Linked DNA regions of Homo sapiens: regions 1 and 3 are each linked to region 2. The links are chromatin contacts, found by Hi-C or POLR2A ChIA-PET in ENCODE. All regions are on one chromosome and are shown on one strand. Each heading gives the region's core, a stretch centred on a gene start or an enhancer-like site at or near the end of the contact. The rest is flanking DNA. Distances are from core to core; before and after follow the strand shown.

The links. Hi-C counts contacts between places; a loop is a spot of excess contacts on that map. ChIA-PET counts read pairs that join two places held with the same protein, here RNA polymerase II (POLR2A). Pooled maps may share reads with other maps.
Region 1: a loop to region 2 is called in a map of CD4-positive, alpha-beta T cell, with 8 times the contacts of the local background. The contact joins the promoter of ZNF624 here to the promoter of PEMT in region 2. A Hi-C loop is called at or near these places in 1 of 168 maps with a recorded cell type or tissue (CD4-positive, alpha-beta T cell) and 10 of 50 pooled maps.
Region 3: a loop to region 2 is called in a map of CD8-positive, alpha-beta T cell, with 25 times the contacts of the local background. The contact joins the promoter of SMCR8 here to the promoter of PEMT in region 2. A Hi-C loop is called at or near these places in 4 of 168 maps with a recorded cell type or tissue (CD4-positive, alpha-beta T cell, CD8-positive, alpha-beta T cell, gastrocnemius medialis and 1 more) and 17 of 50 pooled maps. POLR2A ChIA-PET finds 5 or more read pairs at or near these places in 1 of 52 experiments (AG04450).

What each region holds. Positions count from the first base shown.
Region 1 is chr17:16,651,782-16,656,464 of GRCh38, reverse strand. ZNF624 (zinc finger protein 624) reads left to right here and starts at 2,615. Exons shown (of 6, transcript NM_020787.4): 1 at 2,615-2,701. It overlaps LOC124903934 (a long non-coding RNA gene), which reads right to left and starts at 2,573. Exons shown (of 4, transcript XR_007065639.1): 1 at 2,495-2,573; 2 at 1,267-2,381; 3 at 47-817. RefSeq lists a silencer at 2,706-2,905 and an enhancer at 2,861-3,371.
Region 2 is chr17:17,588,898-17,593,016 of GRCh38, reverse strand. It overlaps PEMT (phosphatidylethanolamine N-methyltransferase), which reads left to right and starts at 1,309. Exons shown (of 7, transcript NM_148172.3): 1 at 1,309-1,486. The coding sequence starts at 1,391. RefSeq lists enhancers at 1,168-1,557, 1,123-1,864.
Region 3 is chr17:18,312,115-18,316,744 of GRCh38, reverse strand. SMCR8 (SMCR8-C9orf72 complex subunit) reads right to left here and starts at 1,452. Exons shown (of 2, transcript NM_144775.3): 1 at 1-1,452. The coding sequence starts at 955. TOP3A (DNA topoisomerase III alpha) reads left to right here and starts at 1,751. Exons shown (of 19, transcript NM_004618.5): 1 at 1,751-2,146. The coding sequence starts at 1,967. It also overlaps the pseudogene RPL7AP65 and the pseudogene RPL21P121. RefSeq lists enhancers at 1,392-1,441, 1,131-1,654, 1,782-2,131, 2,142-2,231, 2,179-2,702 and a silencer at 1,582-1,631.

The sequences.
Region 1 (4,683 bases), core at 1,366-3,865, 940 kb after region 2:
CCAGGCAAAAGATAACTTTTGAACACCAACTGAGGATGTTACTTACAATGAATCTTATCCTCATTCTCATTTACTTATTTGGATGGAGTTTCCTGAAATTTGTCTCACTATCATCTAGGATCCTTTTTCTTTCTCTAACTGGGAGATTGTGTCTGGTTTGGGAACTGCAAGCCCTGTTCGGGAAAAGGGAAATAGAACTTCACTATGTTGGTGACAAAAAGCCATTCCGGAGTTCTATGTGGACATAATCTTTTGGAAGGCATGATCAATATAGGGAGTTCCATATGATTACAAAGGTAGTTGGGAGGGGTCAAATATGTGCTCCCAAGAATGGTAAAATATGCTGCATCACAGAACCAATATAAGTTAGCCAAAAATATATATTTTTCTAATTTTTTTAAAAAGGCAGAATTGAAGTACCTGAAAAGAGACTTTAAAAGAGACAGTCCTAGGTCTGGGGGATTGTCCTCAGGTAGAGTTTTCAAGATATGCTGATGAAAATATAAATTTTTCCCTTTACAAAGAGTAGAGTTTTTACTTGGAAATGGAGATAGAACTACTCCATAAGGGTTCATAAGATATCATAAATCCCTGAATCCTAAGGTCCATTTGGTCCAACAGAAAAATAGCGAGTCACAACAAAACTCTTCTTACCCAGAGAGACCAGGTTCCTGTAGTTTCCCAATATCACACCCTTGTGCAGAGTCCTTTTGAGGAATCCATTAAGTTCCACTCTTCCCAGACGAAGTCATCCCTTAATGTCACTGATTCCTAAGTATTCCATAACACATTATGATGATACAAATCTATTCATTACCTGGCCCAATGGGAGGAAAAATAAATGTAATGAAAGGAATATTCATGTAAACACAAAATGCTTATGTGGAAGAGAGCTTGCAGGTCATGCAATCAAATTCCCAAGAGGACATTTAAAAATTCTAAGCAAGGATTCATCTAATCTCTGCCTGAACTTCTCCAAAGAATTCAAATTCATTATTGCACAAGGTAGCCTACTCTATTTTCTAAAGCTGTTCGTTGTTAGCATAAAGTTATACAATCTGAATCAAAATCTATCTTCAAGTAACTTTTAACCATTGGTTTATTATTTGAAGCCAAAAAGCATTAGTTTCTTCCTTCACAGAAGAGTTCTTTAAGAGTTTAAAAATTACTAAATATAAAATGCACACAAAATTGCCTATAACAAATATCACTACAAATTGAACAGTGTACTCCTACCAAAATTAAGAAATAAAACACTACCAATACCTTTGAAGTCACCTGTGTGTCTGTCTTTCCTGGACTTTATCCCTGTAGAAGTAATAATCTACCCTAAATATTGTGTTAAACATTTTTTTTTAATAGTTTAACGAAATGTGTATGTTTCTCTAAACTTTCCTGGTGGCTTATTTTACATTCTGTTGTTTGTTGATAATGTTTTTAATTCCATCTATCATGTCCTTAAACATTTTAAATGTAATAATTTTAAATTTTTAATCAAATGAGCTCTGCCTCTGAAGTTTTGGGGGATATATTTCTGCCGTTTATTGTTTGTGCTGATTTTCAGTCACAGTGTCTTATTTTATTATTTGTTTTGTAATGTTTAAGTTTTGGACTTCTGTTTGGCTCATCTTCATCTGTGGGGAATGTGAGGGAACTGGGATCTCCAAAAGACATTTGCTTAGTTTCTAATTTCAGAGTGTATTGAATAAATATTTTGAGTAATCTTTTTCACTGGAAATTTCGTTTTATTCCAGTCCTCCTGTGAATATCCTGTTGTTTTGATTACTCTTCAATGCCACTCTCCTTAGAAGATGTACCTCATTCCGTGTGCATTTCGATATGTGGAAGTGTGTTGGGAGGTGGGGTCCCAAATTATTCATTCATTCTTCCTTCGTTTCATTCAGTATGCAAGCAGTCTCCTAAGTAGGCACTCTGAGTGATAAACTCCATGAGATGTAGTTTCTATCCTCAAAAAATACCGCCTTTGGTAGGGATAAAGTAAATAGACCTTAATATAGCTCTTGGACGAGCAGCCCTTGAATAAGTGGTCAAATAAATTTGTTGCAAATAAATACTTTCAGTCATTGTGTTTTAAGAATTATCATTTGTATGCATTGAGGAGAACTTCTACAGCTATTTGTCTTCAGAAAGGTTTTTTCTTTGTATTTCGAAGAATTTTGGCCTTAAAATTTCCAGCTTATTTTCAGACATTCATATCCATTCTACTTAATTGGCATTATAGTCATCAATTGTTGTCTCTTCCAACTCTGAGGGAATTGTCATAAAGGGAATTGTTCAGAAATATGTGTTTCCAAGCACTTGTTCACATATTTGTCTGGATCACATCTATCTGTTCTCTCGACGGCTTTCTTTAGTCGCACCTAAATGTTCCAAGACAAGGGTTGTGTCATTATTTGTATCTCTAGTGCTATTGCTTTTGACACATAGTCAAGGCTTCTCAACAGAAGTGTATCCAATTGGAATTTTTTCTCACCCTCGAAGAGCCAATTCCTTCACTAACGCAGACAAAAGGGGCGGGGGGCTCAGGCGCTGAGGATTCTGGGCACTGTAGTTCCGACGCTCCGGCTGCGCAGGCGCAATGCCCTGCCTGGAGGCCGGCACCGCCGAGCCGCCGCCATTGCTGGAAGCGTTCCCGCCCTGCTCTGCGAGTTCCCTCAGTTGTCCTCAGTTCGGCCGCCAGGTACTCGTTGTCCCGGGCGCCTGGCCTCGGTTGCCCGCCGCCCCTCCCTTGGCGCTTGGCTCCCGGCGGCGTCCGGGGCGTGGCCGTTCCCTCTAGAGCCCCTGTCCCTGAGCGGACCCGCCCACTCCTGAGAGGCGATTGGGGCTGGGCCTCCTTCCCGAGTGTGGGTTCAGTCTCCAGCTGGCCTCCCTCACAGGTAGGGCCGCGTGCCCTATGCGGCCTCCTAGTCCGGGTCCAAACCCGGGAACCCCCTCCCTGCGGGCCTGGCGGCGCTGGGGTTAAAAAGAGCCGGGCGCAGGGCGCAGGGAGTCGAGTAGGGCGGGCGGGCCCCTGACCCGACTTTCCCGGTCTTCCCAGCCCCGCGCCTTGCAGGCCCTGAGGAGGGCATACCCGAAGTGGGTAGAGGAGAGCAGTTAGGGAAAGAAGGCGAGGTTGGCAGGAGCATATCCGCTCTGGCTTCTGAACTGGCAGGGATGGAACTAGGTTCCACATCGGGGGACCTGCGCTACTCAGTAACCGAGGCAGCTTTTCCTGAAATGTCACATTTCAAATACTGTAATCACCTTTTAATCACTTGTCACTCCCTGACATGACAATGGTATTATTGCATTGGTTGGGAAATGCTGGACTGGTACATGGCGCTGAGATTCTCAGCAAAAACATGGACCCTTCATTATTTCTAAATAACTGCACTGGCCAAGGAAGCAAAACAAGTAAAGTTTCTCCTTAAGTCTCTGGATACGTTTGCAATAGTTGGAAAGACAGAGCTTGTAAATAGGGAAATTATAACTGGGGAATAGTGGCCTAGATATCTTCTGCATAATGACAAAGGGGACAGTAGAAACATATAAGGTGGCTACTGTCATGTACTAATAGCTGATTCGTTGTGCTCAAGTGACTTGCCTGTGGTCACAGTTTTACGGTAGCCAAAGCAGGGTTAGAACCTGGGGATGTGGCCAGCCACTCTGGGATTTTATTCCTATTCCACACTCCTATGTATAGGTAGATACTTCTTCTTGTCTGCTTGGAGAGTACAGAAAAGCAGAAAGAAGGGTAAACATCACAGCCCCAGGTCTCAGAGGTCTCAGTAGAGTTTTGGGTTACTCAGTCTTTTTTTCTATGCATTACATTTGCACAATTGAGATCAAGCTGAATATATTAAATGTTAAATATTGTTTATTCTAATTATAAAATAAAACAAGGGATTTATTGTAGTTTGGTTGTTAAACATATGTTACGAGCATAATCTACATAATCTACATAAAGTATTGCCAAAGAGTTTATTAATATTTACAAATATTTTAAAAATGATGACTCAGCTCACTCTTGATAAATGTTAAAGATGCAGAAAACCATTACTCTAGACCTTCGGAATTGAAAATGCCTTATGTTGCTCTTTGTAGGTCTGCTTTAGTGTTCGGGGGTTGCGGGATGGGGCAATATTCTTGGCTCATTTTTTTTCTTTGCAACCTTGTAAAACTTGGGGGTCAGTGTATGGGCTTGGGAGGGAGAGTCAGTTTTCAAGCTCTCTGAAGTAATATGCAACATCATATATGCATGTGCATTATTTTGTGGACAAGGTCAGATTCTCAGATGGGTCCGTACCCCCCCAAAAATTAAGATTTACTGGTATGCATAGATTGTGTAGTGGTGAGATCAGGGCTTTCAGGGTATCTGTCCCTAGAATAACGTACATTATACCCATTAAGTAATTCCTTATTCTCCACCCCCCTCCCACTCCTTCACCCTTCAGAATCCCTATTGTGTAACAGGCAATATTTCTTAAAATATTACACTAAAACTAAAACATTATATAATTTAACATTATATAATTAACATGTTAACATTATATTAAACTAAATATTTCTTAAGGTGTACTTGTTCAAGCTGTATATTTCTGTGCCTCACATCTAGAGATCCTGATTTTGATCTTGGATGGGGCCAAATAATTTCCTTTTTAATAAGCATATCCAGTGAGTTTT
Region 2 (4,119 bases), core at 60-2,559:
CAGTCTGGGTGACTGAGCAAATCTTGGAACCTCTCAGTCTATTTCCCCATATTACATAACACCTGGCTACAAAAGGGCTTTTTTCTTTTTTGAGAGGGAGTCTCGCTCTGTCGCGCAGGCTGGCATGCAATGGCACCATCTCCGCTCACTGCAACCTCCACCTCCTGGGTTCAAGCGATTCTCCTGCCTCAGCCTCCTGAGTAGCTGGGATTACAGGTGCGCGCACCACACCCGGCTATTTTTTGTATTTTTAATAGAGACGGGGTTTCACCGTGTTAGTCACGCTGGTCTCGAACTGCCGACCTCTGGTGATCCGCCCACCTCGGCCTCCCAAAGTGCTGGGATTACAGGCATGAGCCACCACACCCGGCCTACAAAAGGGGTTCTTCTGGGACCCGATCGTCTAAACTCTTCTCCATTTGACCCCCTCCATCACTACTCCACAGCTCACCGGTCTTTTCTCTGTTCCTTAGGTGCCCGTCCTGTCTCCAGGCCTTTGTACATACCATTCGTCTTGCCTTGTTTGCCCTGCCCTCACACTTGGCACATCTGGCACCTCCCCTGCACATTCTAAGACAGCATCCTTCCGTACCATTTGACCCACCCCGTTTTTTCCACCACAGTACTCATCCATATTATAACCCTTTATTCACATTTTGTCTTTTATCTCAGTCAGGAGGAAGCGAGGGCGGGGGACTCTGTGTTGTTCCCTACCGTACCCTCAGCGCACAGTCTGGTTCAGAAAATACTCGAGAGTGAATGAGAGAATGAATGAAGGAAAAAATGAGTGGAGGAGGGGTCTTTGGCCGAGCTAAAGAGCCTGGGCGCCGCGGGGGCGGGAAGCTCTAGGCAGTGCTCGTCGCGCACCGCCCCCAGAGTAAAGCGAATTTCAGAAGAGGGCGTGGGGCCCTGGGCGTGTGGGGCCCTGGGCGTGTGTGACCCGGGCCAAGTCCAAGTCCGCAGGAGGCTGCGCGGGAAGCTGCTTATAGCTACGACCCGCGGCCCCCGGCCTCTAGCCCCACCGCCGCCAGGCAAGGGCAGGGACGCCAGGTCAGTTACAGGCTCGGGTGCGGCAGCCGGCGACCAAAGGCACTGGGCGGGAGGCCGGATCCAAGGGGATACTGCTACGTAGCTGCAGCGGAACCGGCAGGCTCTGCGGCGAAACACACTGGGACTTGTAGTTCTCGGCTCCTCTAGACGCTGTCGCGAGCCCCCAGATAAAGAGGCACTTCGCGGTGACGGGGAACTACATTTCCCAGAAGGCCGGAATATGTTGGGGGTCACCGGGAAAGCGCCCCGACTGGCGGCACTTACCCGGCTCTATAGGTCCGGTTCCGGGGGCGCGTGGCTGCAGCGGGGCCCGCGTGGTGCCTCCTGAGGCGGCCCCCGGATGAAGAGATCTGGGAACCCGGGAGCCGAGGTAACGAACAGCTCGGTGGCAGGGCCTGACTGCTGCGGAGGCCTCGGCAATATTGATTTTAGACAGGTACTGACCGCACCGGACCGCCGCGGAAACTGGGAGAGGGATCTGCAAGGCCCGAGGGGCGTGAAGGCTTGCGGCGCCTCAAACGCTGCGGGGCGGGGCCGCCAGTTCCCAGGCAATGGGGGCGTGGCGTGGCGGGGGTGGGGGAGCCGCGTGCGGGAGCGCCGGCTGGTGTCTGTGTGTGTGCGTGTGCGCGCGCGTGTAAACCTCAGATTGCGTGTGTCAGAGACGGGGGCGTTCCTGAGCTCGTCTGATTGTGTGCCTGTGTGTGGCCCTGAGATTGTGTGAGACTCAGAGGTTGTCCGTGTTAGTCTTTGGGATTGTGTCTCACTGAAATTATGTGATGCTCTGAGAGTGTGCCGGAGAGTGAGTGTGAGTGTGTATGACCGAGGCTGTGTGTGACTGAGCGTGGGCGAGGGTGAAGGAGGCCGATTATATGTTTGGGAGTGTGTTGTGTGGCCCCTGCTCCCGTCCATCCCCCAGGGTCAGGAGGCCAGCTTTTGCCCAGAGGCAAGAGAGTGGTGGGGACCCTGCCTGTCTCCCAGCCGGCCCTGGGCAGGCTGCAGACCACCACCCAGCCGTTTCGGGGCCATAATGGGTGCGACCGGCCCCAGAAGCTGGGGGCCTGGCTTGCCTGCTGAGGCTGCCCTCTGCAGAGTCCTAGGCCAGAGAGTGCCTGTCCTGGCATCTCCCCAGGCTCCCAATTCCAATGGATTCCAATTTCCAACCTCTCTTGCATTCTCCCTTCTATCAAAGCTTCCTCTTAGATGCTCCATTTACCTTTTTCATCACCCACTCTTCATGAAGCCTGTAAGGCACATCTCTGCCCCAAGCAGCTTCTAATCCAGTTCTTTCGCTCCCTTCATTCCTTACTCACATGTGCATTTATTCACTCACTGATCCAGCCAGTATTGATTCAGGGCCGGCTGAGGGCCTCGTGTCACTCAGAAGTTTAAGGGCACTTCTGTCACTGAGCTTTCATTCTAGGGAGGGAGATTGTAGGCCTGGAAAGCCAGAGAGTTCTCTGAAGGAGCTAATACCAGTTAGTGTTTTGAAGAGTAGCTGATGGGAAGGCGGGATTGAAATCCCAAGAGAGCCTGTTGCCGTATCTGCGAGGGAGGGACCTGGGATCTGAGAGCCGAAAGGTCAGTCAGTGGGGCAAGATTCCCCAGAGGAGGGAGGCAGTTGCGAAGCCCTCCAGGAGGCACAGGAGGAGATGGGCCGCTGGCCCTGAGGGAGCGCAGGACCGTTGGCCAGATGGGTGCTCAGCAGAGGACAGGAAGAAGACTATTACTTTAGTAAACTGTCCATTGAATTACAACATGCAGTCAGATGAGTGATGGGTCCTACCCCTACAGCTCCTGCATTTTCACCAGGTGAACCTGTATCTGTTAATCCTCAGATCAAGATGGGGGGTCATGATCACCTCCAGGGGCTGCCCTCAGAAGCCACCGTGTAGAAGGGTGGGTGGGGGAGCCATGTAGAAGGGGGGGCAGAATGCAAGGGGGCAGTGTCCCTTTGCAGACCCATCTAGGGGCCTGCCCCAGGGCCTGCCAGTGGGCAGGGGAGACTAACCGGGTGTGTGAGGGGTGGGCTTCTCTGCTCTTTCTCCTTTCTCCCCAGGGCTGTGCAGCTGGAGAGAGCTGGGGCTGGGGTTCGGGTCAGGGTGACCCTTGTTGACTAACATTCTGCTTTTCTTCTGCTGTCCTTGTTGGTGCAGTTAAGCTTCCTGTTGCCAAGGGATTTTTCTTAAAGAAAGAAAGAAAGAAACATACAACATACAACATTACATATTTGCTTATGTGGTAGCTCTACTCCCTCCTCAATCAAAATCTCCGGTTTTAAAATATGTCAGTCCCTGGCCTGGGAGAGTTGCAAGGTTTTTGTTCACCCCATGGGCGTCTGAGCTGCAGGATCTCCGGTGCTAGCCCTGTGCTGCTGTGCTGTCCAGTAGAAACATCGTGTGCCACATGCATAATTTAAACCTTTCTAGTAGCCATGTTAAATTAGTGAGAAGAAATGGAAAATAGCAAAGAAATAGAAAAATAATTTTGACAATATATTTTATTGTTACCAAAATATATATCAGACATATTTTGTCCTGTGGCATTCCAAGCTTGTGGCACTGCCTGTGACCAGTGGCTGCCATGTCATACCAAACAGTGCTGCTCTGGGTACCATGCCCTCCACCAGCTCTTTTCTGGGCCTGCTTCAGCAGGTACAGAATCTTGCTTTTGTTTTTAAAAAAAAAAAAAAAAAAATCAGCTGTTGGGGCTGGGCACGGTGGCTCACGCCTGTAATCCCAGCACTCTGGGAGGCCAAAGCAGGTGGATCACCTGAGGTCGGGAGTTTGAGACCAGCCTGACCAACATGGAGAAATCCCATCTCTACTAAAAATATAAAAAGTTAGCCAGGCGTGGCGGCACATGCCTGTAATCCCAGCTACTCGGGAGGCTGAGGCAGGAGAATCACTTGAACCCCGTAGGTGGAGGTTGCAGTGAGCTGATATCACGCCATTGCACTCCAGCCTGGGCTAGAAGAGCGAAACTCTGTCTCAAAACAAAAACAAACAACCCAAAGAATCAGCCATTGGGCTGAGGAGTTAGGGTGAGGAGTGTGCCCGCTGCAGCCCCACT
Region 3 (4,630 bases), core at 203-2,702, 720 kb before region 2:
ACTTCTTGTCAAAACACTTGGTGGACTTTGCTTTGATAAGTTTTGGGGTGTAGGCTGGTCTGCAGGTGTAAAGGTCTGTGTCGGCAGACTCATCAGGGTTAGAGGTAGTGGATGCCTGGCTGGCCTGATCCTGGATGTGCTCCATCTCACCAGGACACAAATCATGCCCCTTCAACTTCCGATGAGGGTATGAGCGGATCTGCTTCAGCAGGTCTTGATGTTCAATGATGGACTTCTCCACACTGGCCAGTTCATTGGCTTTCTCAATTGCCTGAGATGAGTAAAAGCCTTTGTCGTTGGCTTTCTTCTGGATCTCCGTTTCTGTGTGTAGCACTGTCCTGGTGTAATCCAAGTCTTTCAGCTTTTTTTCAAGTTCCCCAGCAAATGCCTTCCTGTTGCCAGTCTTCAAGCACTCAGAAGCTCTGGAAAATTCGGCTGAAAGCTCCTGGAACTGCTGCATGATTTTATGCTGGTCTGCAGAGATATAAGCCATGCAAAACGGCCTCACGAAGCCACGGGCCTCCAGGTCGTATAGGGTAAGGTGGTGCACGTATGCAAAGGCGCCCTCCTTAGAATCTCCCAGCACCACCTTGGAGTCCTCCACGAAGTTCAGCTTGGGGTAGGCAGATCCAGGAGGATGGCCCACGAAGGAAGCCTGGTAATCCACAGACATGATACGCAGGGAGAAGTAATTGAGATCAAAAGTGCCAAAAACTTTGGTGTCATTGGGGATGGTCAGTAAGGGTTGGGGTCCCACCTGCTCAGAGAACTCGGAAATAAGAATGAAGTCCCTCGAAAACTTGGCCCCGGACAGTTTTGACCAGGGGTTAGCACCCTGACTGGCGAAGGGGAAGAGCGGCACCGAGTACTCCTCAGGCAGGGCCGGCTCATTGTAAGGCTCTTCTTCATACTCTTCCTCTTTGGTGAAGGCCACTACGTCAGGGGCGCTGATCATATTTCCAGATATATGAAGAAAACATTGAGAGGAAGTGGGAAAGAATGCGGTGTTAATCGACGCGCAGAAGGCAGGCCTCCGGAGAAGGAAGTGAAGCCCTTACGGCCTTCTTTGCGACTCCCCGAACCCGGGGTCCTAGGCTGCTTCTCACACACCCGAGGAGAAGAACTCTAGCAGCCCCCTCACAGTTGTAGCTCCTCCGGAGCTCTCTGAGGCCTCATGAACGCCAAGGCCGCAGGCCCAACTGCCCTTCTCTTCTTCGTCCGGCGAGCGCGGCCAGCACAAGAAACCTGCTGCGAAATCACCTGCACTCTCCGGAACCCACTGCGACAGCAAAAGCCCCCGCTCTGAACAAGGCTTAACGCGAGGCTACGGGACGCCGCAGGGGTCAGCCAAGCGCTGCTGCCCCTCACTGCCCGAGGGCAGAAACCGTCGCGGCTCCTAGGACGCCACAACCCGGATCCTGCTACCGCGGCGCCGCCATCTTGACATCACATGACTCCTGGTGTCCGCGCCGCGTGACCCGGAAGCGTCCTCGTAGACTTCCGAGCAGGAGATTAAAAAGTCATGAGAAAGAGGCCTTGGATGGGAGTGTCTGGCGGCTCCCCGCAAGAAGGAGTCCGATTAACCAACCACTGCCGGGAAGGAGGGGAAAGAGGGGCGGAGTGAGACGGGGGCGGCGGGAAGGTGGCAGAGGGGAACGTGCTTGGACGAGGGGCGCGGGACAGTCTGGGAGTTGTAGTTCCAGGTCGCTGTGGGGCGCGCGCCTGGCGGAAGTAGCTGGAGAAGGCGGGCGGAAGTTCCACGCCAAGATACTGGATTCGGTGCTGAGGCGGCGGCTGCGGCACGGGAAAGGCTCAGTGACTGAAGCTCCAAAGGCCAGCAGGCTGGTGGGGACGTGACCGAAGCGAGGCTCTGGTTCCCTTTCGGTGGGCGCCATTTGAGCCTCATCTCTGGCTTCCCCAGGATGCGCCGGCAGCCGGGGAGCGGCTCCGGGCGCGAGGTCTGAGGATGATCTTTCCTGTCGCCCGCTACGCGCTCCGGTGGCTGCGACGGCCCGAAGACCGTGCCTTTTCCCGCGCCGCCATGGAGATGGCCCTCCGAGGCGTGCGGAAAGTCCTCTGTGTGGCCGAAAAAAACGACGCGGCCAAGGGGATCGCCGACCTGCTGTCAAACGGTCGCATGAGGCGGGTAAGAAAGCGCGTTCCGATCAGCTGCGTGCCTTAAGGGAGGCCCACCGAGCGGGACAGCGTGGTGGGCGCCAAGAATCGAGATGAAGGCGATTATCTCCCATTTCTCAGGCCTCACTGCCCCTCGTCTGGATTATTGCAGTGGCCTCCTGTCTGCTCTCGGACTGGAGTGCATTTTAAAACGTAGTTGATACATCTCACTCATTTGCGTGGAAACCTTTTGTTTTGCTTGCGCTTAGCAGGTTCCCAAACTTGTCTGATTCTCGGAATCGCCTCGGGCGCTGGCTGCCCTTCGGGTCTTGTGTGAGGCTGGGGAAGTGTGTATTTTACTGTTTTTCCCTAGAGATTCAGAAATTCATTTGGGAACTACTGACCAGATTCCCTTAACTTGGCATTCAAGCCCTGCCCGATCGTTCCCCAGCCAACCTAGCCCTCCCCATCCTGTGCCACAGCCACTGCATTCTACAGCCCTTGTGACTTTCCAGCCTCACAGTGCACACTTACAGCAACACGGTAAGGTTTGGGGATTAGATTTGAAGTCAGCCCTGTTCCTACCCGAATGAACTGATTCTGAGAGAGGTAAGTGGTAAGAATGTGTTCTACACACACGGGAGGCACAAACGCAAGGGAGGATAAGAAAAAGTTTCATAAAGGAGGTGCCACGGGAGACATAAAGAGCTGTCCAGGAAAATATCTCAGATAACAAAAGTAGATCCTGAAATGGTTTTCTGGAGAACTTTTCTAAGAGCATGGGTGGAAGTTCCCTGCTCATTTTTCTTTAGTTCCCAGGGTCCTAAGACCTGTTTCCAGATCAAGGATAGTGGGAGTGGAGCCAGGGTTGTGTGAATGCTGGCTGACAGCTTTACCTGTTTCCAGTGCTAGAAGTCCTGGTGACCAGCCCCAAGGTTTGTCTACTTCTAGACAATGAAGTAGACATTGAAAAATGGTTCTCCTACGCCTAACTTCTTATCCTTCAAGGCTCTGCTGAATTCATTCTCTCTCTCTCCCTTTTTTTTTTTTTTTTTTAAGCAATCCAGAGGTCTTGTATTTATCTATTTTTACCCTATCATACCATGAATCCATAGGGAATAGGTTCCAGCGGCTCAGGCTCTTTTCCATTGGTTCTCACAAAGTGTACTTCCCTCAATGGAACAGGCTGGCACTTCAGGTGAACCCTTTCTCTTTGACTTGCTTCTTTTTTGATCATTTTCCTTCACACATTTCAGGAAAGATCTTGGTTCTTAGAGTGCTTAATATGCTCAATAGAAACATTAATTCTTTGGGCAAGAATCTAGCCCTTGTTCGCAGCAGTGCCAACAGCATGCTGGGTAACATAGACTTTTCCAGTTCTGCCATGTAACATTTGTGGGTCATTCCCTTTTGAACAGTATGCATTCTCACGAAGTCCTCAATATCACCTTCATTGTAGATTCTGGTGTCTGTGGCCAGAGAAACTCCATATTTTTGTTTTGTTTTGTTTGTTTGTTTTGAGATGGAGCTTTGCTCTTGTTGCCCAGCCTGGAGTGCAATGGTGTGATCTCAGCTCACTGCAACCTCCGCCTCCCGGGTTCAAGCGATTCTCCTGCCTCAGCCTCCCTAGTAGCTGGGATTACAGGTGCCTGTCACCATGCCCAGCTAATTTTTTGTATTTTTAGTAGTTTCACTGTGTTGGCCAGGATGGTCTTGAACTCCTGACTTCAGGTGAGCCACCCGCCTTAGCCTCCCAAAGTGTTAGGGTTACAGGCGTGAGCCACCGTGCCCAGCTCGAACTCCATGTTTTCTATAAGGCCAGGAGAACATACATCAGATGCCTCGTCCTCTTTTCCTTTGTGTTCGTCATTTTGGCAAATTACTCCAAGATGGCAGTTCCAGCCAAAAGGAAAGACTTTTCTTGGAAAGAGAATTTTTATTTTTATGTACAGAAAACACAACAGTGTGTACTTAACCCAGTTTAGTGGCAAATTCTTTAGCCTTTGCCTTTTCTAGGTTGGTAATGCAAGCTACAGATTTTGGACCCAGGGCATTGCCTCCCCAGTGACAGCAGATCTCATATGTCGTTGTAATTTGTCCCACCAGCTTAGCCAGAGCTCCTTTGTCTACCAGAAAGTTAACCTTTGTGAAGGTGACAGTGGTGCAGGTCTTCCTGTGGAATTTGACACCACAGTCTTGACGGTGCAGTAGAGAATCCCCATCTTAGGACACAGCACAGGCAGGAAGACAACCAGCTCAATGGGATCCACCACCAGCTGACCCTTCATGCTCTCTACCAAGTTGGTGACGGTGTCAACCCCTGCTCGAAGTGTAGGTGGTCTCTTAGTAGCGACATCCCCTTTGCTGGAAGCTTTCTTCTCAGCCTGGGCCAACGGTTTCGATCTCATCCCTTGCTCTGTCTCTTGTCTGTACTGTGGGCCAGCTTAAGCAATTGAGTAGCTTAAGTTTGGTAGTCTGAGGCCTGGGTGAACTGGTCAATCCCAGGTGGCACATC